Linked DNA regions of Homo sapiens: all the other regions are linked to region 1. Evidence: chromatin loops called from intact Hi-C (ENCODE). Cell type or tissue: heart right ventricle. All regions are shown on one strand. Region 1 has its middle 620 kb from the start of DIAPH3-AS1. Region 2 overlaps LOC107984625 (a long non-coding RNA gene). Region 3 has its middle 540 kb from the start of DIAPH3-AS1. Region 4 overlaps DIAPH3 (diaphanous related formin 3). Region 5 overlaps LOC107984625 (a long non-coding RNA gene).

Region 1 (5,000 bases):
TGCTGGTGGGCTAGTATGATTTTTGGGGGGTGTTGAGGAATCCTGTTTTGTCATATTAATAGATTTGTTTTTCTGCTTTCTTCTTATTTGGGTAGACTATGTCAGAGGGAAGACCTGAGATTCAAGAGCTGCTGTTCAGATTCTTTTGTCCCATGGGAGTGATCCCTTGATGTGGTGTTCTCACCCTTCCCCTAGGAATGGGGTTTCCTAAGAACCAAACTGTAGTGCTTGTTTTGCTCTTCTGGTTCTAGCCACTCAGCAGAGCTAACAGGCTCCAGGCTAGTACTGGGGAGTGTCTGCAAGGAGTCCTGTGATGTGAATCGTCTTCAGGTCTTGCAGCCATGGATATCAGCACTTGATCCAGTGAAGGTAGCAGGGAAGTGGAGTGGACTCTGTGAGGGTCCTTGGCTGTGTTTTTGTTTAGTGTGCTGGTTTTGTGTTGGTTGACCTCCAGCCAGGAGGTAGCACTTTCAAGATCACATCAGCTGTGGTCCCATAGGAAGGATGCAAACTTGCCCTAAGGACACCTGGTTAAGTATTCAGGCTTCTCAGGCGGTGGGCAGGGTCATAGAGCACCCAAGAGATTATGACCTTTGTCTTCAGCTACCAAGGTGGGTACAGAAAGACCATCAGGTCGGGGCAGGTTTAGCCATGTCTGAGCTCAGTCTCTCCTCGGGCAAGGCTTGCTGCGGCTGCTATGGGTGATGGAGGTGTGGTTCTCAGGCCAATGGAGTTATATTCTCAGGGCTATTATGGCTGCCTCTTCTGAGTCATACAGGTCACCAGAGAAAGCCAGCAGTCACAGGCCTCACCTCCTCCCCACGCAGCCCAAAAGCCTAAAGGCCAGTCTCACTCCCACTGTGCCCCCACAACAGCACCGAGTCTACTTCCTGGCAGCAGGTGACCATGTCTGAGAACTTGCTCCAGACCACCAGCCTTCTTGCTGAGAAAGCAAGCAGACTCACAGTTTTTCAGCATCTCAGGGAGTCTGAAGCAGTGATCTAGTTCCCTCAAAGGGTCTTTGGATTCTCTCTGCTTTACTGGTATGTTCCTATGGTAGTTATTGGAGCAAAAGTTCATGACGTGAGTCTCTACATGCTGCTCTGTCCATCCGAGCAGGAGCTACAAGCTAGTCCTGCCTCCTATCTGCCACCTTAACCTGTATCCAGCACTGGTATATTTATTACACAATATTTGTGGAGCATGCACAGGGTTGCTACAAAGTCCTCACATGTAATTGTAGATGTTTTTTGTATGGGCACTTCTATTCTCAACGCAAGTTTTAATTTTCCCCATGTTCTTCTATACGTACTCTCCCATGCTGATAGTTGAAATTTACTAAAGCAATCCCTGATAGTGATTTTTAAGCAATTTGATGAAGCTGAAAATCATGAGTCAAACCCAAGTAACACTTTTGTTCCTAGGCCATAGAATCAGAAAAACTTGGGTTTCAATCATGATCTATCAACCATACTAGATATTCTTCTGCCTGACTCCTGTTTCCACATCTGCAAAATGGGTAGAATAATATCTACCTACCATTTTAGTACTGTTGTGAAGATTAAATAAGATGGGCCGTAACTTTGTCTAGCTCATAGAAAGAACTCATGAAATAATGCTGTTGATAGCATTATTATTATTTATCACTAGCTTCTAGATTTTCTCAAGATATAAGTCTTCCTTTGGGAAGAGGCTCTGACCTCATTGTTTGTCTCAATTATGTTCTGTCCCAGAATGTCCATGACTGAGTGTCTTCTCGTCACTTCACTCTAGTCATGACACTCATCCTACCAACTAGTGAATATGCATGTCTGCCCCGTTATTAGACTATTGTCTCAGCATCAAACTCATTTTTCTATATTCCCTTTGGTAATGCTAGGGCTGAGACTCTTATTTTTCTTTTGCCAGAGGTTCTGTTAGGCATTGTCACTAGAGGGCACCAGAGGGAGACAGCTAGGCTAAAGGCAGGGACCACAAACACTTCCTGTTTGTGTCTTGCTCCTGTCTTGGTTTTCTGTTCTTATTTTAGTTTCCTGTTCCTATGTCACTCTAGCAACCCTTACACTGGTTTGTTCCAGTAGAATAGCTGATTCCAGTTTGCAATTTTTCCAACGCTTAAAGACCAGCCTCATCTCACCTCTCTGGTTCACCAGCTCTGCAGAGCCTCTCTTCCAAGTCACTAAGTGTTAATAATTTCAACTTCTTCCCTCATCCTCCAGGCCTAGGGTTATACTTAGTGTTCTCTTTTTGCCTTTTCATTTCTTTAATTCCTAGTTAAAAATCTTTATTTTAAACTCCTTCTATTAAAATAACAGGTGTGTATTTTATGTCCTGGCTGTACTCTGACGGACACAGATGAGCTGTATATCCTCCTTAGACTCTTCTTTAGACTCTATGCCAAGATCCCCTGGGGATAATCTTATATCCTAAGCTAAGTCAGTTCTTCACCATCCCATTATATATAGGCATTTCTCAAATATTTTCAGCCTCTGTGATTGTTAAGGCTAACTTAGCTCTCTAAGAAACTCTTGTCCCCACATCTAGCCACCACATTCATGTCTGCTGGCCCCTTAGAGAACAGACAGGTTTGCTCTACCTGATTGCCTCCAGTCATTTCCCTTTAAATCTTACCTCCCAGTGAGATCACCTATAAAAGGCTCCTGACTCAAGTTAGGAACATAGCCAATTGTTGAAACTGTTGAAGGTAGTAGAGAAAGGTAGACAAACCTGTGCTTCTCATGCCTATATCACTTATTTTACTTCTCTTCCATTTATCCCATCTCCAGGCCACTATAAAGAATCCATCAGTATTTTTCTCAAACATCATTTTCATCTTAGTTCTCCCTTCCTCAAGAATGTACAATGATTCCCTATTGCCCATCAGATCAAGTCTAACCACTGACAGACCCTGGGTATCATTAGGATGGCTTCAATCAATTAAACTGACAACATTCTATAGTCTTAGACTGATTTTTCCATTTTGTACTTCTTGCTTTAGTAACAAATTCAAATTCTTCCAGCTTTCTCTGTGTGTGTGTGTGTGTGTGTGTGTGTGCATCTGTGTGTAGAAGGAACTAGTGGAACTAGTAACAGCCTATAGGAATAGACCTACTAGGAGGATAAGATGCCTGGGAAGCTGGTCTACAGTTTAGCCAGGCTCACAGCTAACATGCAGGAGTACAGTACACTAGGGATAGGTGAATAGGGAGCCAGAGACTCCATAAAACTTGGCAAAAACCAAGAAGGAATCCCTTTAGAAATGAAAAAGCTTCTTGGGCAGGCTTGAAGCACTTCTTATCCCAGTTACATGCTGCCAGGGTCCACCAGGCATCCTCAGGGGGATCTGAAGTCCAGGAAATCATCATTCTTCAACCCTGAGGGTTGCTGTACCTCCACAATAAGAGGCCATCTGTGTACAATAAATACTATCTTTTACCTGCATTAAAGCTACTTGTGTACTTTGTCTATTTCCATCAGCCAAATATTATCACCCTTTGACAGCCACAAGTATCTGCCAGGTAAATTTCCACAGAAGGACTTCTTTAAAAATGTTTATTGTATAAAGAACTATCAACTAATCAATGATTATCTTTCATAATTAAACAGCTATCATCTTTAGTTGATTCTATGGTCGTTCCTCTGATTTTATTATATGTTGCCTACAAGGAAAATGGTCTGTGCCTAATTTATACGATTTGAAAAGATAGTTCATGCTGTGTGATTTTGTATGATTTATATGATTTATATGATTTTATAAGATATATGATTTTATATGATTCTATATGATTTATATGATTCTAAATAGCCGGGTGAAAATAGAAAATTGAGCCAAATGTCTGCAGTTTTTGTCTACATGGTATCAAACACCTAGATATTTAAAAATACCTGGATCATTGACATACCTTATAGATCAGCCTAAGAAGAAAAGTTAAAATGTGTAAAGCATATGTTTTTAGTGTTCTTACTGAATTTTTACTTGGCTAATAATGATTTTGCTTAAATGTTAAATTTTATGTTTGAGTTTTTTCCTTATAAAGATGACTTAGTACTAAATTATCCTTATTTTGATGTGCCTGTCATGACTTTTAAATATATTTACTGTCATTCATTTCATTTCAATGTTTCTTCTAAGTTACACTCTTGCCATTTACTCTATTTTAGCTCTATCATGATTAGGATATGGCATGATGCCATTTTTTTTTCATTCTTTCTTCAGGATTTATGCCAATATAGCTAGATTTCTCACTTAATGGTAAACTTCTCTGATTTCAGGAATCTAAAAAAAATACTGAGGGCAAAATGAGAGACATAATCAAAAGAAAGCTTATGTTACCTGATGTCACACACACAAAAAATGAAAATTTGATGAACCGGGTGTGGGGAAATTGTACTCTCTATTTGAATTCATCAGTGGCATACATTCTGAGCTTCACATGTGGCACATAGCAAGATATTTTAAAATTCTTCTTTCCATGAAATGAAATATGTTTACTATGCATATAGTACTGGAACAAGTACTGTATCCTTACTAGAATGTGAAGAATATACTTGGCTTGATAAATCATCTGGGGGCAATAAGCATGAGTAGCAAGGTACTTATTTTTGTGTAAATGTCCTTTAACTCACACCACTGGCCAAACCTTACATTCAGCCTCTTATTATACCCTGCCTTAAAAAAAAAACTTGTCTTAGTCAGTTCAGCTGCTATACATATTAAAAAACAATATCATAGACTGAGCAGCTTAAACAACAGAAATTTATTTCTCACAGTTTTGGAGTCTGGGAATTCCAAGATCAAGGTGCTGTCATTTCCGGTGCCTGGTGAGGGCTTGTTTCCTGGTTTGGAGATGGCTGTCTTCTCATTTTACACAACAGAGAGTAAAGAGAGAAAGCAAGCTCCCTTAGGTCTCTTATGCGCTAATTCCTTCCTGAGATCTTCATCCTCATAACCTAATTACCTCTCAAAGGCCCCATCTCCAAGTACCATTTTGCTGAAGATT
Region 2 (5,000 bases), 140 kb after region 1:
CGTTTCTAACCTTGATCAAATTATAAATCCATAAGCTCTCACAGGGCCATGTGTGAAAGGGACTGAGTGAAGTAGTCAGAAGAAGGAAGACAGTTGTTGGTCACTGGTGATTTGGGGAGGACGTTTATTTATAGTGCACAGTTGAAAACAGGGAGTAGGTGCATCTTGCACTTTCATCTTCACCCACTCCTTATCCTTCACTGTGCAATTTCTGATGAGTTCTCACTTTGATTTATAAAGCCACAATGTGCCTTTTCAGAATAAACACATATTCCAGTCTATAACTCTCTGGAATTTCATTCACTAGACCCCAGCTGTAAGCCCATTGACCTTTTTCTTGTGTGCAATGTAGATTCTATATATCTCGTGTTATTCTGTGCATATATTGAAAATGTTTGAACATATAATTTATTAAGTCATGGCAGGAACTATAAGTCTTTTTATATGACTTCCAAAGTAGCCCACCTTATACCAGCAAGTTTAATAAAAACTTCTGATGGACAAAATAAGTAGCTCTTATTATATTCAAATATGGGTGCTTTGTTTTTTTGACACTTTTCCCTGGTGTAGGTAACACCAGACTTGAAGACTTCTTACCTCCATGCTATCATAGCTCTTCTATTACTGCATTTATCACTTCACATTATAACAGTTCACAGAACTGTCTCATACACTATCCTGTGAGATCGCTGGGGTCAGAAACCATATTTGTATTCCTTCAATACACATTTTTTGCACCTGCTACATATCACACAGTGTAATAGGAATAAGAAATACAATGATGAACAAGATAAAGTAAACATGGCTTATTTAGGCAAATGCAATGTGGTCTGAGCCCCAGCCTCATGTATTAGTTAGCTGTTGCCACAGTAATGCTATATAACCATCCCAAATGTCAGTGGCTTACAAGCATTCATTCTCATGCCCATGGGTCTGCAGGTTCTCTATACTTTGCTTGATCTTGGCTAGGCTCCAGTGGGAGGTTCTACTTCAGACTGAAGTTTCTCTGGGCATAGTTCCTCACTGTGAGTTGGGTTCAGGTCAAAGACACTTGTGTGTTAATTCTGGGGCACAGGCTTCTCAGAGCATGCTCTCTGCCTGGTGGATCGCTAGAGCACAAAATGTCAAATACATTAGAAGCCTCTGCCCCATGATGTCCATTAACTTTCCATTGGCCAAAGCAAGTCCCATGACCAAGCTCAATGTCAATAGTGCAGGAAAGGCCTGTTGTAGGAAAGTACTGCAAAGTCACATGATAAAAGATATAGATGTATAATTCTAATATAGGGTTGGTGTCAAGAATTGCAAAAGATGGGCCAGGCACGGTGGTTGACACCTATAATCCCAGCACTTTGGGAGGCTGAGGTGGGCAGATTGCTTGAGTTCAGAAGTTCAAGACCAGCTTGGGCAACATGCTGAAACCTCATCTCTACTAAAAATACAAAAATTAGCCAAGCACGGTGTGCACGCCTGTGGTCCCAGCTACTCAGGAGGCTCAGAAGGTCAAGGCTGCAGTGAGCCAAGATCATACTACTGCACTTCAGCCTCGGCAACAGTGAGACCCTAAGGAAAAAAAAATTGCAAAAGATGACTCAACCTGCTGCAGTAGACTACCTTTTTTTGGTTACAGAATACAGAGTACATTGTACTCTGTAATGTTCCTCTTTAAATACTCATTGCATTTACAAAGAACTGGCTCAGTATTCACTGCGCTAGTCTTCTGTAAGCTTTATAAACATAGTGATCCTGTATGTTTTATTCACTAATTATTCACCAAGTTATCCTTTACACGTAGCAGATGCTCAATAAATTAATATTGCATTAAATTGAATTGGTAAGTGTTATGACCGGGAAATGCAGAGAGCTAATAGATAATGCAGAATAGAGGTTCTTAGTATCACCTGCTCCTTAGAATCAGCTGGGTCCAGTGTGCTGGCTCTGAAAAAAAAAAAGGAAAAAGAATCACCTGGGGAACTTTCACGACTATCTACGTCTGTGCCTCACCCAGAATAATTAAAGCAGAACTTCCTGGTCTAAATTACCAAAAGTGGAGCCTGGGCCTTGGTGTATTTCAAATGCATACAAGGTGATACTGATGTGCAGCCAGGCATGAGAATCACCGACCTGGGGACAACTTACTCAGATTTGGGAAGACTTCCTGAAGGAAGCAGTAGTTAAGCAGAGGCTACGTGTGAACTGTTAAGTAGATACTGGGCCCAGCAGGGGCTGAGGGTAGGTAGGAGGGGTTTGTAACTGAGGAAGTTGACTGTGCAGATGCACTGAGATAAGAGCGAGCTCCTTGCCCTGATGTCAAGATCACAGTATGCTAAGTGAGGTAGAACCTAATAACTGTTACTCTAGGCAGAATTCTTAGATAAAACGACCAGAAAAGCTTAGGATTTCAAGGGAAAACTTCCCGACCAGGAGGCAGAGGTTTCTCAGGAAAGGCTCTGCCCAGTTTGAGTAACTTCCCTTGGCGGCTTGCCAGGGTGAAGCTTTTGTTCAGCACAGCTTTTGCCCGAGTTTATTTTTGTAGCTGCTTTTGCTATGCTGAACTCTTTCCAGCTATTCTTTGTTTATGTAACTCTCTAGGCCGCCATCTAATTTCTAGGATATGACAATCTTTCCACGTAACATTTTTGTTCATGATGACTGCTGACTTATATTTTAATATTAAGCAGGCAGAGTTTTTTTTTCAAATATCAATATAAGAAATATTTATACCAAAAACATTTCCGCTTTTTAAAAATCTGGTCTTCAAGCTACACTTCATGTAGCTCAATATTCTCCTTCTACAGTTCCATATGAATTCATTTCACATTCTTTTATCAGTAAAAGCTTGTTGTTCTTGTCAAAATGACTTACTTTCTTACATTTGATAATGATAAATATTTATCCATCATGTTTTACTTCTTGTCTTATTTTCCAGGAAACTCAAAGCTAAAATTGCAGAATTCAATATTAGCCCAGGTTGGAGAATGTCATTCTCTTTCCTAAAAGATTTTAATTCTTTTCTTTTGTCTTTTGCAACTCTATGTGTGGCTTCTACAGTAATCTACCTTAAATACTTTTTTGAAGCAAGATTACAGATTACCAGGTAAATTACTCAGGCTTATTAGTTGCTACGGCAAATACCAAGACATATGACTCATTCACTGTCCAGGAATTTTCAATCCACTATATATTCAGAGACAAATTTTCTCTACAAATAAATGTGTTAATGAAAGGCTTACAATTTTTAGGCCTCAAATTATCTCTGCAATAGGCCTAAAACTAAACGTGTGTTTTCTTGTACTCTTAGATGTTATAACTATTTTTTATTAAAATTTCTCCAAGCATGTACTGAATATTCTTTTCTAGAAAGACATATGTACAGATATACACCCATGTACAAAGGTAGACCCAGTTGATATTACCACCGTAACATTGTGAAGGCTGACAAATATGAAATGTTTATTTGTAGCAGTTCCATTTGGAAGGTACATGACACTAACAATAAAATAGTAAATGCATAATTGCTGTCTGATGCCTTTTTGCAGCTTTCCAGAGACAATGGCATCAATTGAAATTAAGTAATTTTGAACCCTCTCATTTTGCAAGAGAGAAGAAAATCTAAGAAAACTGAGTACTGTAAGGAAGATATGAATACAGAATTAAGTAAAACAGGGACTTTCCAAAGATAATTAGGCCATTCCAGATCCCAACATAAGGAGTATCTTCCCATCCACCTCCTTCCAATAAAAATCACAATTTTTAAAAACCCTTTAAAAAGTATTTCTTGCCACAGTTCTACCTTCTGAATCCAATTAGCAATTTTATCACTTCATTTTATTAACATCTATTAATCTTGAAAAACATAGAACTGGCATTCTATCGACCTCTTTCTGGTCTGTATTTATAAGGGAGAAAGCTTCTTACTTCTATTTACTAGCATGAAAGAAAAAGAGATTTAAGGCAAGACACTTTGCATAGAAAACTCATAAACTTCCACCTAAATAAGCAGTTATAGAAGAGCAGATGCATCTAGATTGCATTGGTAAACAGTTCTCTGTTATAGACCAATCAATAAAGTTAATGCTAATTGTAATGTACTTTTGTCAAATTGCACTTCGTCTTAATTTCTGATTTATGGCATTTTCCATATAGTACTTCTGAAAATCTAGAGCTTATTGCAATCAGTCGCTGCTAATGGGAGACTGACAGAAGTGAAATAACATTCTAACCTGAGTATTCAGATATCACGTTCAATATTCCTGTTGATTCAGAAAGAACTAATGTTTACTAAGCCATCCCCCACCTGCCCCAGACTTCCTGTAACAGCATAAAATACCAGTGAGTCAAGACCAACAGGTCTTGACCCCAGCCACATTTATAGAAAATACCAGAAGCACTTGTCTCAAGAGATAATATCCTTTACAACTGCCTATAGAAATATTTACAATGCATTGTGGAGTGCATTGATCATTTTGTTCAATAAATTGTGCATTTATAAAATAGAACAAGAATTAAAATTCAATTTTACTATTACAAGTGAATGGTTCTGTGGTTGTTCCTTATATGTCAGGTCCTAGTCCTTGGGACAATAGAAGAACTATAGGATCTATCCCATGTTGTTCTAAAGAAATTGGAAAGTTTCAGAGCTTCCTGCTTCATCTACAGTAGAAGAATCTTATCCTGCCAGATCCTTCTACTACCCAGTATCATGTCAGACTACTGCAAGGCACCAGCTTGTGCTGGGCAGATTTTTCTTTCTCCAATCTTTTCCTCTCTCTCACTCCCTCTCACACTCTCCCTCTTCTTCCCCCTGATCCTTTCCCACTCCCCTCCCCTTCTTCCTTCCCTCCCTGGCTCCCTTTCTTATTCTATTTATAAACTATCTGGTTCTCATTTACCTCTATAAACATTTTTGCCTAGATAATTCACATCCTTTGGGGGGATTAAAAAAACTTAGCAAAATGCCAGGTTCTGTACTAAGACATTTATAGAGGAGAATCTAATAA
Region 3 (5,000 bases), 85 kb after region 1:
ATTGTCATGTATGCTTAAATATTTGCTAAGACAGATCTCGTGTTAAGTATTTTGTATCAAAATTAAGAGAAAGTAGATATGTTAAAATTGAAAGTAAGAACCAAATAAGTGGAAAGAATTACAGTAGTATAAATTTTGCTTCTAGACCTATGGCCAGCCACAGTCCAAAACTGCTTTTGGTTTTGTTTTTCAAAGTATATTCCACAATTTTCCATGGCAACTTCCTCCATTACCCTTAGGAAATTTTTCTTTAAATGTGTCCTAACTCTGTCATTAAATACAGCATTTGTTTAAGTTTAAATATTTTATTTAGTACTTGTCCATATCCCTGGGATTTGTGTGTGTGTGCTTTTCCTTCCTTATACCATAAATATTTTTTTTAAATGCCTCTGAGACTTTCCTTGGTATTGTCCAGCAGATTGATGATCCTTAAACTTCATTATGCACTTGAGGCCAGAAGTTCAAGACCAGCCTGAGCAACATGGCAAAACCCCATCTCTACTAAAAATACAAAAGTTAGCCCAGCATGGTGGCTTATGCCTATAATCCCAGCTACTCAGGATGCCGAGGCAGGAGGATCACTTGAACCCAGGAGGGGAAGTTCAGTGAGCCAAGATCATACCACTGCACTCCAGCCTGGAAAACAGAGGGAGACCCTGTCTAAAACAAACAAACAAGCAAACAAACAAAAACAAACTTCATTTTAAAATAACCAATGCAGCCAGCAAGGTAGTTATCTCATCTGATTTTATTTTCTTGGTTATACTTTTCACTTTGTTACGTAGGCCTTGCCTTTCAAATGCCAGGAATTATATTCAATTTACCTCTTCTCTTCACATGTAACTACACATATTTAAATTTAATTAGAATTATATAAAATCTAAATGTTAGTATCCTAGTCACATTAGCCACATTTAAAGCACTCAACAGCCACATGTGGCTACATTACTGTATTGGACAGGACAGATAGAGAACATTTTTATCATTGCAAAAAGTTCTATTGGATGGCTCTGTACTAGATCCTACCCTTACCCTCCAAAATCCCTACTCATAATTAGCATATTAGCAGAACACAGCCTCTAAAGAAATCTCACTTGTCTCATCTGAAAAAGTGAGGATAACACTTTTTTGACTCAGGAAAGAGGACTGACCCACATTTCCTTTGAGGTTCCTTACCAGTATGATAGCCTCATTTTTGTGAATCCACTAAAACTTAACCCTTGGTCAGGAAGACAACTCCATTATAATAATGTTTCTCTGGAAAAAATCAAACTTGAATGACATCATCTCAATTCACAGCTTCTTTGCCAAGAATATAACCTACTTAAGTGTAGGAACTGCATTCCAGCTCCACAAATTCCTTATTAGGTCCAATATGGCAGGTGGTACTTAAACCATATCAGTTTTTTCACACCCCAGCAGGCCTTGAAATCACTGTGATAAGAGAATCTGCCTCTCTAAGAAGGGTCACAGCATGCCTATAAGAAGACATCTGGGAAGCAGAACATTTATTTTAAAATGCAAACTACGTAGTCCTGTAAGTAATTAATTGGGGAACATAAGTTGTATTTGAACTAAAACGGAACCTTTGATTACACTTAATGTCAGCTGGATGATTAATGTATCAAGTGTTTGCTGTTTACTAAACAAAGGATTTGTCTTTTTTTACCATCTGAAAAATTTTGTCTAAAACACTTATTTTCAGAGATGTGATCATTTCTTTGGCACTTATTGGACTGTTAAATTGAATTCATGCTGTCCTTCCACGTTTCCCAGACTACTCAGGAAGTATGAAAATGGGAACTGATGAGCAAGGCCTGGACATGTTTCCACATCTACTGTGTTCATGTTTGTTAATGCAAGTCAGCCCTGCACAGAGATCTACCACCTGGACCAAGAGCAGTATACTTTGCTGCTTGGGCAGCTTTCCTTCCATGTCTAAAACAGAGTAACTTTCCTAAATTGGGATATTACTCATTTTTATCACAAACCTTGTGGAGATTAACGTATTATATCAGAAACCATCTAAAATGCACAGATACAATTAAATGACCATAATTCCCAATGCAAAATATAACAGGAAAGATTATCAAACCACTCTCCCTCTACCCTTCAAGTCTTAATCTTGGCTCTAGGTTTTCCTGAGCAGGAAAAATGAATTGGGGGAGAAGTGAGTGCTTCTCTCCATCCTTGCACTAACTTTCCTAATCTTTAATTGTGCCAATTCAACTTCGTTGTGTTATTCTTGGCTTCTCGCCTCATGAGGGACCAGAAGTTTGTAAGCACATAGAGGAAGCAGTGGTTTTTACCTTGGGGCTCATCAACCTCCAGAAAATAAAAGCAAAATTATATAAATACCTGCATTTCTTTTCTTGGGAGAAGGTTAATAGTTTTCATTAGATTTTGAAAGAAGTCCATGATCCAGAAAAGATTAAAAAGTCTCAATTTTGATGGATTTGGAATAGAATCAAGTCACTGATGAAGTTACTGCCTCTGCCACTAGTGGGGGCAGTGAGTGGGTACAACACAGCAGCCAGAACCTGTGTGTCAAGAGCCCTTCTCTCATCCCAGCTTTTAATAGTTGAGATGCGATCAACAAACACTGATGATAGACTTTAAGTCCCGTGATACTGTGATTTATAATGAGAAATACATATTTGGTCCGTATTCTCATTTCTGACACACAGCTCCTAAAATCCTAGTAATTTCCTAAGTGATAAGAGTTACGGAAGTATCTTTGGTTATAATATTTGGTCTTTTGTCCCAGGTTCCTAAAATAGCTCCAGAGTGTTTCTTGTTATGCATACCAAGCCCCTTTCAACCACACCCAAGTTTATATTAATGAGGTGATTTTTCAAAAGCCCCTAGAAAATCACTGGATGGGGGCTAGATGCCAGAGGAATTAATCATGTGATTAGAAGGTTGGAACTTTACCCCTAACCTCCGAGGGGCAAGGAGCTGAAGCCTGAATTGATCATCACTGGTCAATAATTTCATCAATCATGCCTACAGAATGAAATGTCTATGAAAACTCAAAAGGACAGGGTTTAGAGAACTTCTGGGTTGGTGATTAAGGAGGATGACATGCCCAGAGTGGGCATGGAAGCTCTGTGTTCCTTCCTTCATGCCTTGTCCTTTGCATCTCTTCCATTTAGCTGTTCTTGAGTTAACTGGTAAATGTAAATAAATGTTTTCCTGAGTTTTGTGAGCCATTCTAGCAAATTATCAAACCCAAGGAGGATGTCACAGGACCCTCTGATTTATAACCAGCCAGTCAGAAACACAGGTGACAACCTGGACCTGTCAGCGGCCTGAAGTAGAGGCCGTTTTTTTTGTTTTGTTTTGTTTTGTTTGTTTTTTTGAGACGGAGTTTCGCTCTGTCGCCCAGGCTGGAGCGCAGTGGCACAATCTCGGCTCACAGCAAGCTCCACCTCCCAGGTTCACGCCATTCTCCTGCCTCAGCCTCCCGAGTAGCTGGGACTACAGGCGCCCACCACCACGCCCAGGTAATTTTTTGTATTTTTAGTAGAGATGGGGTTTCACCGTGTTAGCCAGGATGGTCTCCATCTCCTGACCCTGTGATCTGTCCGCCTCGGCCTCCCAAACTGCTGGGATTACAGGCGTGAGCCACCACACCTGGCCAGTCTTATGGGACTGATCCCGTAACCTGTGGGATTTGATGCTATCTCCAAGTAGATCGTGTCAGAATTGACTTAAATTGTAGGACACACAGTTGGTGTCTACAGAGAATTGGAGAATTGCCTGGTGTGGAAAACCCACACATCTGGTGTCAGAAGTAAAGTATTGAGGGTAGTAGAGAGTAGAGGAAAAAAAAAAAACAGTTTTCCTTTAGTTGGTGGAGAGAAGGAAATAGTTTTCCCTTACAGCCCTGAAAGATTGGCTGGTGACATGCGAGAGCTCTGATTGCAATAACATTCACCATTATTTGTTGATACACATTCTTCCATTTAATCTTAATACTCCTTCAAAGCGGTATGATTACCCCATTAAAAGATGAGAAAACCGAGAATCAAACTGGCTAACTAATTTGTTCAAGATGACAAAGTTACCACATTGCAGCACTAAAATTAGAGCCCAGGTCACTCTGATTCAAAAAGCTTATTCATTAATACTGCCCAGCTAGGAATATCTGTCCAGCTTCTAGGAATGGACCTTCAATTCTATCATCCCACCTAAATCTGAAAAGGTAGCACATTTCATGATTCTTCCAGCAGGGCAAAGCAAGGCTAATTTTAGAAGTCTAATGAGAAAGGATTAAGGTACTTCCTGTTAGACAGTCAACACGAGTGGCTCTCATTAGCAACAATAAAAACCCAGCTTGTACGGTCGGTCGGCAAAAGTAGCAGCCTCCGCTTTCTTTTGTGATTCTCAGCTGGGTTGCCCCTTTAAGAAGCTTAGCCCACATAGTCACATTCACAGATCTTCTAAGTCAAAATCTCTTTTAAAAACACCCAGGAGCGATCCCTAACTACCAAGGAGTAAGACATCCTTTCAGGAAAGAACGTTGAAGAGATTTATCTGAATGTCAGCAAGTTTCACCCAGTCAAGAGAAATCCATCTAGAAAAGAGATTTTATACAATTTGTGAATTTTATTCAATTCAACTTTTATTTATAGTTGCTCTATGTAGGAATTGTGCAGAATGCGGCAGAAGAAGGTAAAATGTACAGAATGGGATGTTCTCCACCGGAGGTTCACAGTTCATTGGTAGAGACAGATACACATCCAATATGTACAGTCCAGCAGACAGTACTAAGTTGGAAAATTGATTTCCAACCAAAATGCAAGAGGAGAACAAGAGAGGGAGACAGTGTTTCTGATTGTTGGGCAGGGTAGAGACAAATCTGAGAAAAGCTTGTGGAGAGTATGGGCTCTGTGGATAGAGGCAAGTAAGATGTGGATGAATACTAGCATCCCAAAAGCATAGAAGCAGAGGTTGTGCAGGTATCTGGAAAAACAATAATGTCCTGGGAAGGCCAG
Region 4 (5,000 bases), 380 kb after region 1:
TTAAGTACAGTCCAAGAACTATTCATAGCAAGAAAATTAATTTCCATGTCTCCAATTACTAAATCCATTCTATGTGCCATTCTTGTTGAAGGATTTGCAATAACTTTCTATTGGCAAATGTATCATGGAAGGAAAGTGAAGAAGGGGAAGGAATGAGAAAGTGCCAGCGTATTTTGAATTTATTGAGTAGCTACTCAATTCTAGGCACTACATCACAAATCTGGGCACCTTCATACACTTTCATTTAGTCTTCCTAACAGCCTATGAAACACATAGTGTAATTCCTCTTCTTATAGCTGAGGAAAAGAAAACTTAAAGACAAATAACCACAGTCACCCTGATAGTAAGTAAAGAATTTAAACCAGACCTGTTTGACCTCAAAGCCCAAACCTGACTCCGAACTGTTTTTCAAGGTCAAACTGCTCTGCCAGACCATTCACTTGTAGAAAGAGTATTTGAAAATCTGGCTAGTTTTATGCTTTCACAAATAGTCACTGAATAAAAACAACTACTGCTATTTTTTTTTAAATACCTACTATGTGTAAGGTATTTTGCAAATTATTTATTTTTAATACTGACAGGTGGTTTCCATATCTGTGGCTACTTGGAACTGACCTTTAAGGAGGGCAAATAAAGTAAAATATAAATCCAATGGTATCTTATAAATAAATACCAAGTGTTGTTTTCTTAGAAAAGATTTCAGACACATAATGCAGTTGGCACATGCCTGGAAGAAACTCAGCTGCAGTAGGGTCCCCCATCCCTGCCATAATGCCTACTACAGATGGAATACAACAGCAGAAACACTGGTGAACCACACATTGTTATGTTCCAAAAGAGTTTTCATTATTTTCCTGTAACTACTACAGTTTTCAAAACACAAAATATCTTATCCTATCAGAAAATTTGATGACTCTGCTTGGCTGGTGCTCTATAGCACACCCAGTCTGCCTACTGCCTGAGCATTGTGGTCACACGTGGTGATTACTTTTTAGAACCTTTAGGCTGCTGGGGATCATTTGCCCTTTTTCACAGGGCCCGGGAGGCACCTTGGCTACTTTTCTTACCATGGATTTCACACACTATACTATCACTACATAAGTAATCATCTCCCTCTGCAACTGGGCCATTAATGTAAAAATTATTTTGTGTCTCCCTGATCACTTTCTTCTGACATTCCCTAGAGATCTGTCAGCCCCAATGACCTTGCCTCCTTCCCCCAGCCAGAGACTATGACTTTAAGGAAGAGATCTTATCTCCTAATTCTCAGAGAAAACAGGTGTTATCAGATGGGAGCTCAGAATTTTCCCTCAATTACTGTCTGCATCCACTTCTGTTCAAACATCCTTCCTTTGTAACTGTCCAGGTGCTCTGCACCTATGCTTTCATATCCCATTCCCCGGGAACCTAACCTAAGCTACTGCTCCCCTAAGTCTTAGCCCCACACCTCCAGAACTATTAATACTTCCTTTCAGAATACAAAGACAGTAAAGCCTTTGTCATATGAATGGCAAAGAAACATAATATGCTCATTAAATCACAAACCATTTGGTTCAGCTATTTTCCTACTTTTTCTTTTCTTCATATCTAGGCTTTCAAAAAAAAAAAAAGAAAGAAAGAAAGAAAAAAAGCTCCACTCCTCCTCCAGCCAAGGCTACCTGGCTTCAGTTTCTACCAATACTGCGTTTCTCAAGGTAAGCAGTGATACCCGAGTCCTTCAGTCCAATCTGTGCTCGGGTGCTTATCCATCCTTTTTGTACCTGGCCTTTCTGAACATGTGGCTTTGGTGACTATTCTTTCCCAACTTCTTTGTCACTGGTGGCTCCTAGGGGAGAACGCTCCTCCTCTGGCTTCTCTTTCTCTTTCTTGCTCCTTCCAAGTTGTATGACCCAGATGAGCCCTGCACTCCTTCCAGCTTGAGAGATCCAGTAAGACCAAAGACTATCCCAGGTACACATGACGTCATTTCCTCTGTATGCTCAGTGAACCTCCACAGTAGCACCACCTCGTTGGATTGTAACTGTTTAGGTTAAACAATTTATTTGTCTCTAAAACTGTAGATTCACCAAGAATTTGACATGCCCATGAAAGTTTAGTTCTCAAATGGCAAACAATTATTAATATCATAGAAATGGCTTCCCTTTTAAGTAATGCAAAATTACACAACACATAGAAACAGAGACAATGTGTAACAAATCAGTAATCAAACGACAAAATAAGTAATTCTTTAATCCTCTTTTAAAAGGGATTTTTATTTTGGGAGAAATTTGAGGAAACCAACATATCCTTTTACCAGTTTTTTTTTTTAAGTCCAAACACAAAATTTAAAACAAAAGTACAGAGTTCAAGGAGCTTCTAAAGTCTGTCCATTGATTCCTTATAAACTTAGACTCTGAACTTTTGCCATAAGAAAAGGGAGAGATTCAGAATGGGCAAACGATTTAAAAAGATCATAATAATTATAGTCCACTATGGAACACAAGCAGAACAAGAGATATTAATCATAACAACCATTTCAGGGAAGTCAAGGACATTACTTTCCTTATACAATACAGTTCTTTATCTCCTTCTCACTAAATTTATTCCAGCCTTCAGCATACATTTGTGAATGCTCATTAAATGAAAGACATTTGCTATTTCTTGCATAAATGTCCTTTTAAAACAACTTGAAGTCTTCACTACTTGAGACTTTTCTAACCTGTTCATGCTTAAGAGTCTGTTTGATAATGACTATGCCAAAAGGTTGTCCTGCCCTGACTATAAATTAGATAAGAAAAGCCTTTCCTGTCTACCCACAGGGCATCCTTACCTAGGCAGGAGCCCTGCTGAGTCCATTCTGCCTTTTGCTTGACTACATGGTAAATATAAGAGACTGATGTTTGAATAAACTGTGAAATCATCCAAATTATTTTACATTCCTAGCCTAAAAAAATCTCCTTAAAAAATATTTAAGTCTTTTGACAGCTACAGGTAGCATTTGATTCTGCTTGAAAGCCCAAGTGTAAGGGTGTCAAAAACCATTAGTATTTTAATAGCTCCCTTTCTTAGGTTATTTGTCAGGCATGAGTTCATCAGGAAAAGAACAAAAAATACTCTCAAAAAATAGGCCAATGACATTTAGAAAATCAAGTTATTTTAATATATTGTTCCTTATGCTCTTTCTACTTTAAAATAAGATACAGTTAAAATAAATGAAAATGGTAGTTGTCAACATTTACTACTTCAATAGAGTTGTCTTCATTGTTTCCAAAGAAGACTTAAGGCAGTTAGTGCTCAGTAGACACCAATGGAAACCTTAGAAATTTCCTAATTCTGCCTAAAGACAAACTCTTGCTGTTTGAGAAAAGGCAGGTCAAGAAACAAGGTGTCCCAAGATCGAGTGGATTGGGGATGGGGGAGGGGTGGCTATATATGAAGTTTTGATATATCAACAACAAAGCCCATCTTGTGTGCCTCCCTTAGAAAAATATGCTAATTCAAAGATATCTAACCAGCTTCACATTTAACTCTGACTTCAAATCAGAGTGGCAGAGCAGCTGTGCCTGGAGGCAATACAATCTTATTTCTATAAAAATCTCTCAAAGTGCCATATATAAGTGGAAGAGTAAAAATAGATAATCAAATCCAAATTAAGGCTATTAAGAATTGATTTAGTGTAAAGATAATATAGCAAGATTTTGTTTAGGTTATGGATGCTCTCTAAAAATGCATAATACTTGTTTGCCTAAAATTTTGATTATGTTTTATCTTATTTTGTCACAGTTAAATAGTTTTATCTTTAGGGGTTTTAATTGCATATAGTTTATAGAATTCTTTCTGATTACTCTCTATCCATTTAACTGGAAAAAAAATCCCACTGTACCACTTATGAAAAGAGAACCACCTAATAAGGATGCAAACAAACTGCAGGCAGATGCAGCATAAGGTGTGGTTCAACAATTCATATCTGTGGAGCCTTTATCACAAAAGTTTTACAGACAGTTCACAGAGTGTACAGTGGAAGAGAAGTCCCTAGGAGAGTAGGAATTAATGTATCCTGAAAAACACCAGTCACTCAGTGGTATACCAGAGGTTACAAAGAAAACAATCAAGAAAAGAAAAAGAAATGAGAAAACCAAAGTCTTCTTTCAACCTTCGTTGTATAGGCTCCACTACTGTGTAATTCCTCCCAACTTCTTGATCTCTTTTCTGCTTCTCCTTCACTTCATTACTCACCTGACTCCATTCCTAAGGTTCAGTCCTTAACTTGCCATTCTCTTGTTTTAAAGATTCTCCTTTAGATAACTCACTTGCTTATGAATTATTAGCAATTCTCTGTGGGGGTGTCTTAACCTAGAGCTCTAGGCTGGGCCTCTTTCCTTTTTGACTTTTTTTTTTCTTCCCCTCTTTGACTTTTCCCCATCCATAGCAGCCGATTCATACTGGCATATAGGTTGCCATGAAGTCCTTTCAATCCCTCCCTCTCACTTACACTTTAGTTCCATACTAACTATGGGGACCTGTCATTTTCATGCTCAAAAACCTCAACAATCCAAATTCCTTGGCCTGGTGTCAGACCCGCAATATACTTCTTCCCCATCTGGTACCTTAAACTGGGCCAGCTGATTTCTTAACACTCAAACACCATACTATGATATTTATTAAAATGCATTAATAAATATTTTAATTATCTTGATTTAAAAGAGGAGATTTTACTATTTTCTGTAGACTACAGAAAATCTTTAGGTTTGGACTGTGTTGAATAAAGAAAATAGATAATGCCCTGTACTCATCAACAAATACATTCTTTTGTTTTAATGTTGCCACACTTTGCTTGACTAAGGGAAAGATATTTAATAAGTAGCCCTCCACTTCTAAGAAGTGAGTAACCAAATCGAAATTGAATCTCCCCTCCCCTACATCTGATCCGACAACTCTTTGAAGCTATGCATAGACCAAACAATCAAATATCTCCTTTTGATGATAGATAACTTCAAGGGAGGAGATGGGAAGCGGTTAAC
Region 5 (5,000 bases), 100 kb after region 1:
GTCAGAAAAAATGGCTTCAATATAGGAATTAAATGAGTATAATAATAGTAATAATCACTAATAATATCTAGCTTCAGAAGTGTAAGAAAATTGGCTTGTTTCTTTAATAGAAAAGTCTACGGTTTTCTTTTTTGGTCCCTAGAAAACTGAATCATGATTTATTCCTGTGTGTTAGGAGGGGATCTGTTCTGCTAAAATCATTAGATTTATTTAAGTTCACACAACAGAAGGAGACATTCTGGAGGCTCTTTTTCATTGTTAAATGAGCACCTATGTGGTAGTGTCACAGATGAAGGAGATAAAGGCACTTTGAGGAATAAAAGAGAAAAGGCACTTTGAGGAATAAAAGAGAAAAGGCACTAGCATAAAAATTAATCAGATTAAGTGTATTAGTAGATAGAGATCTGCAATCTGTTTTCTACACCCCCTGTGTGACAACATGATGAAGGTAATCAGGAAAACTACTGGAGAGGGCCCACAGTTTAAAGACCAATATGCTAGAAACAAAGGCTTCCCTGAAGTACTCTTTATGATGCTACACCTAACTCTCAGCAGGACAGCTAATTTCTCACACCAATCAGTCCATTGCAAGAAATGCTGAGGTGGAAAAAAAAATCCCTGCTGCACACTTTCCTGTCTTTCCCCAGATTCTAAATCTTCACACTGAAAATAATTTGCAAGCACAGGCATCTCTGAGATTCAATGGATTTTCCCTACCACCCCTCTTTGTTCCTTCAATCCTAGAGGGATGCTCCAAGCAGACAGGAAATGTGACCCAGAAGTGTGGCGACATATTTTTGTCTTGTTTCAGGAAGATGAGTGTTTCTCAGTCTCCTCTAGTTGAACTCACACATTCCATCTTTGGAGAAAGTTTTAAACAGTTCCGGCTTATTCAGAGTCCTTCTTAGGACCAGTTTAGGAAGCTGCCTGCAGGGACACAATGGCTGTGGTGGGCACAGCACTTTGAATACATACCTTCAGGGATGGGAGTATGCTACTGATTTTGTTTTTCTTTTCTTTTTTTTTTTTTTTTGAGATGAAGTTTCACTCTTGTTGCCCAGGCTGGAGTGCAATGGCACGATCTCAGCTCACCACAACCTCCGCCTCCCGGGTGTCAAGGGATTCTCCGCCTCAGCCTCCTGAGTAACTGGGATTACAGGCACCCGCCACCACGCCTGGTTAATTATATATTTTTAGTAGAGACGGGTTTCTTCATGTTGGTCGGGCTGGTCTCGAACTCCCAACTTCAGGTGATCCGCCCGCCTTGGCCTCCCAAAGTGCTGGGATTACAGGCATGAGCCACTGCGCCCAGCCAACTACTGATATTTTCTTATCATGACTTCCTGGGCAAGATTTTTTGTTACCAATCAATATCCATCCTAACCCAGGTCACACTTCAAGAATCTATTTAAACGATCCTATACTGACTAACAGCTTGATAGAATATAATCACATAAACTTCAAATTAGTTATAATTTTTCCCTTTGAATATAAAATGTTATTTAAAGTCTTCCTAACAAAATAAATGAAAAATATGTGGATATTCCACAGAAATCTCTATATCTAGGCAGCCTTTACCTAAGTGAAACCAGTCACAGAAAATGTATCCATATTAACCAATAATTATTGATTTACTTTCATTTATCAATAATTCATTTATTTCCATATTGAAACAGGATTTAAGGGTAAGGAAATCAGGGATGATTAAAGTAAAATGTCTTGGGTTCAAACTGACACCAAGAAGCCTAAACATGCTCAGAGATGCCATTAGTCAATATGGAAAATGTGGGCAATCTAGGAAAAACCTGTTGTCTTCCCACTCCAACCCTGAGCAGCCCTGTGGGCCAAGAGTTTGTTGAACAGAAGTAGGGGGGTCTAAATTTCAGACCCCATGTTCTACCTCAGCCAGGTGCATTTTTACATTTCACAAACAATTCAGTCACCGAAAGCAGCCCAGGCCACATTCTACAGCAGAGTGAGAGCAGATCAGTAATGAGTCCTTGCTTAATAACAGAAACTGTCTTGCAGGTGAATCTTTGAAAAGGTGGCCTCTCCTTCATCCTTGTGGTTATTCAAGTGAAAGTGAAAGGTTTCCCTGTCATGACATAAAACTGAGCAAAAAACAATCACCATATCTCTTGCCAACTTTGTCTCCTTGACTCAGGAAGATTTTAAATATAGAACAAATACTGCTTGCATCAGTAGCAATCCAGCCTCTATGTCACTATTGGATTAATAATGCTTTAGGATACATATCTCCAATATGAAAGGCTCTATCTAGCACACCAAATACCCTGATACAAGAACACTTCCTACTGTAGGCATGGCTATAGTAGTATATACTCAGTGTAATAGATGAGCAGTTATATTCTTTAGATATATAGAATAAATTTTATCTTTTGAAATGAAAATTCTAACACATTACTCTTCACAAGAAAAAAAGTCATAATCAGTTAAGACATTAGAACCCACCCAAATAATTTCTTCTGAATCATCTCTCTATTTGCTCGACTTCTCCCTTGCCCCCATGCTCCCACTGTCTGTAGTTACCAGATAGTAAACATGAATGCTGAATCAAGAATGAAAGAAAAACAGAAACATATATTTATGTAAACTTGTATTGATTCAACTAGGGAGAAACCCCACAGCTTTCAAGGCCTGAGTCACAAATCATTGTGATCAGAAATGCTGATGTGCTAGGAATGCACAAGTATTTTTGCTTATTATCATGGCCCAGGCCTGTTGCAGAGCAAGAGTTAAGCTGAAAAACAGTAAATATGGTTTTAAGCTTCCATTTATCAGGCAATATTTTGGGAAAGGGAGGACACAGTGGTGATGAGTCCAGGCTTGTATATTGAGCTCTACACTCAGTCACCAAAAGATCCACATTTGGGAAAATCAGAGGGAGGTCACACCACCTTTCCAAACAAGAGAAAACTCTGTTCTTCCCAAGATGACCTGAAATGTTCTAATTATTGGTTATTCCCTCTGGTCGGTGATGCAGCCAACAAGCACGTAGAGTTCAGTGAACCCACAAGCGCACAGCTGTTATCTTTGACTTATGGCCAAAACAAAAATTGGAACAGAATTTACTCAGACAAGTGTAAAGGCTTCTGTTTAAAACAGCTATTTTCTAAGCCAGATAAACAGCTTTGAAATGGAGAAGAAATGAATCCTTTCCTAGAATGTCTGAACCAAAGTGAGGTCAGCATCTTGAAGACAAGATGTTAACATAGATTACCCACACGGCTGCACAAGTCTCCCAAAGCATGAGACAGCCTCCACACCTCTGAGTTATCTGTAACTTTTTTTTTTTTTGGGGGGTCAACTTTTTGTGTTTTGGAAACAACTTTCTGCATTTGGGAAAGGTGGCTATGTTTAGTTAGTTGGTGACATAAAACATTAAGAACAGAGAATTGCTGTCCTGGAAGCTTCTGTGAGCCAGCAATTGCATAGGCTAGTGGCCTCTTTGGCCAGTAGCATCAGAGGCTCTTATGTGGCAGTTTGAGGGCAGAAAGAAACAGAGTGGTATTACTGTGGGCTTGAGTTAGTGATTCCGGCCTTTGAATTTCCACTAAGAAACATTAGCAAATACCCAATTTTTTATAGGTGGCAAAGGGACTGGTAAGAAATAGCTGGTAGGAGAAGCAGGGAAAAATCACCCTCCCAGTTACCTACACAAATACTGTGTGTCTGTGCTAATCTGGCAATCCATCTTACAATCACCAAACAGTGCAGAGCAAGGAAGCAATTCGCACTGCAATAGTGCTCCTCAGAGCTTTTCATAGCTTGATGCCTATTGCAGCTGCTTATATTGTACCAGCAGGTGGGTATAAAATAGCAGATTCCGGAGCCTACAAAAGCCGTGTCCCAGGGTAGAAGAGGAGATGATTTTTTTTCCAGTAGAGTGAATATGCATATCAATGTACCTGAATGGAGAGCTGGGTCCTGGTGAGCTGTCATCAGCACCAAATCTGTCTGTACTTCCATCTCAAGTGGTCTATTTGAGCGATAACAAGGCTTATGTAGCAAGGGTTTAAAAAGCCTGCTTCTCTCTTGATTCTAGGGGGTTTACAGACTACGTCTGCAGTGCGGACAGCCTTGAGCCCACTATCAACATTCATTCATTCCCAAATTCTCTCTGCACTCATCATTTGCAGCAATAATAAAATCTCACCAGTTTGGAAGTCCTGGGTTTTCTAGAATAGTAAGCACCAAGTATCCAGACATTGTAAGAACAATTATAACTACATGGCATCGTGGCCTGTTCTAATATACTCTATCGTTAAGGCAGTCAGCTGCTTAATTAGTGTCAACTTCATACCCAGTGGGCAGGGATAGTTATCAGAAGCCCACTGAACAAATGGACGGGACGTTTCAAACCTTCGAGCATCAAGCTTCTCCAAAAATAACAAGAAGTGACAGCTGAAGTCATGCTTAACAGAATTGGTTTAAAAATGTGAAATGGTTTTTAAAAGCAGCACTGCCTTCATATTGGGTGTGAATGAGGCTTTGTATGAAATATTATAGGAGGGGAAATCCCTAATAAAGCTGAGACTCATGCTTTGTTCTCAGTGTCTGACAATTGGATCTCTCTAGATAATACTTGAAAGGACTGAGAGGTGTGGCAGCAGATGGGTGGGAGGCCAAGGCTGTGTAAAACAACCCTCTGAGAAAGAGTTTCAGCGAGCTGCATAAGCGGCACCATCAGGACCCATCTGTGTAACAATTCCAGGACTGTTGCTTATCTGGTCATTTGTTTTCATAAAATGAGCAAGGAGAATCATGCCTGCCACATTCCTTGCCTCCCTTAGACCGTATGTCTCCTGCTGGTAGTTGTCTGGTTATTTTATTTTACCCTTTCACCACCCGATTCATAGCTTTCTTAGAATCCTCTAACACTGGGGTCAGAAAAATTTTTCTGTAAGAGGACAGATAGTAAATAGATTAAAAGTTTGCAGACCATACAGTTTCCATCACAACTACTGAACGCTGAGGTT

Evidence for each region. Peaks named below come from ENCODE experiments on the same cell type or tissue, not always from the same donor. Only the 100,000 strongest peaks of a DNase experiment are listed, where the experiment ranks them.
Region 2: a loop joins it to region 1, with 3 times the contacts of the local background. A loop is called at or near these places in 5 of 110 quality-filtered maps.
Region 3: a loop joins it to region 1, with 2.7 times the contacts of the local background. A loop is called at or near these places in 9 of 110 quality-filtered maps.
Region 4: it touches region 1 in a loop (5-fold over the local background); 36 of 110 quality-filtered maps call a loop at or near these places.
Region 5: it touches region 1 in a loop (11-fold over the local background); 4 of 110 quality-filtered maps call a loop at or near these places.

Annotation. Positions count from the first base shown.
Region 1 is chr13:59,389,880-59,394,879 of GRCh38, forward strand. No RefSeq gene overlaps it. Among named protein-coding and RNA genes, the nearest start is that of DIAPH3-AS1, 620 kb to the right of the region's middle. RefSeq lists an enhancer at 1,933-2,042. In heart right ventricle, CTCF peaks have their summits at 1,920 (motif pointing right) and 2,130; a DNase peak (open chromatin) is centred at 1,963; H3K27ac peaks cover 2,418 bases.
Region 2 is chr13:59,529,451-59,534,450 of GRCh38, forward strand. LOC107984625 (a long non-coding RNA gene) reads right to left here. Exons shown (of 5, transcript XR_001749886.2): 2 at 1,902-1,938. Among named protein-coding and RNA genes, the nearest start is that of DIAPH3-AS1, 480 kb to the right of the region's middle. In heart right ventricle, no CTCF peak of the experiment used is centred here; a DNase peak (open chromatin) is centred at 2,481; H3K27ac peaks cover 4,432 bases.
Region 3 is chr13:59,474,711-59,479,710 of GRCh38, forward strand. No RefSeq gene overlaps it. Among named protein-coding and RNA genes, the nearest start is that of DIAPH3-AS1, 540 kb to the right of the region's middle. RefSeq lists an enhancer at 3,821-4,638. In heart right ventricle, a CTCF peak has its summit at 2,486; a DNase peak (open chromatin) is centred at 1,869; H3K27ac peaks cover 4,486 bases.
Region 4 is chr13:59,765,192-59,770,191 of GRCh38, forward strand. All of the region lies in intron 27 of DIAPH3 (diaphanous related formin 3), which reads right to left. Among named protein-coding and RNA genes, the nearest start is that of DIAPH3-AS1, 250 kb to the right of the region's middle. In heart right ventricle, no CTCF peak of the experiment used is centred here; no DNase peak of the experiment used is centred here.
Region 5 is chr13:59,491,638-59,496,637 of GRCh38, forward strand. The region is part of intron 4 of LOC107984625 (a long non-coding RNA gene); the gene reads right to left. Among named protein-coding and RNA genes, the nearest start is that of DIAPH3-AS1, 520 kb to the right of the region's middle. In heart right ventricle, no CTCF peak of the experiment used is centred here; a DNase peak (open chromatin) is centred at 3,004; H3K27ac peaks cover 2,654 bases.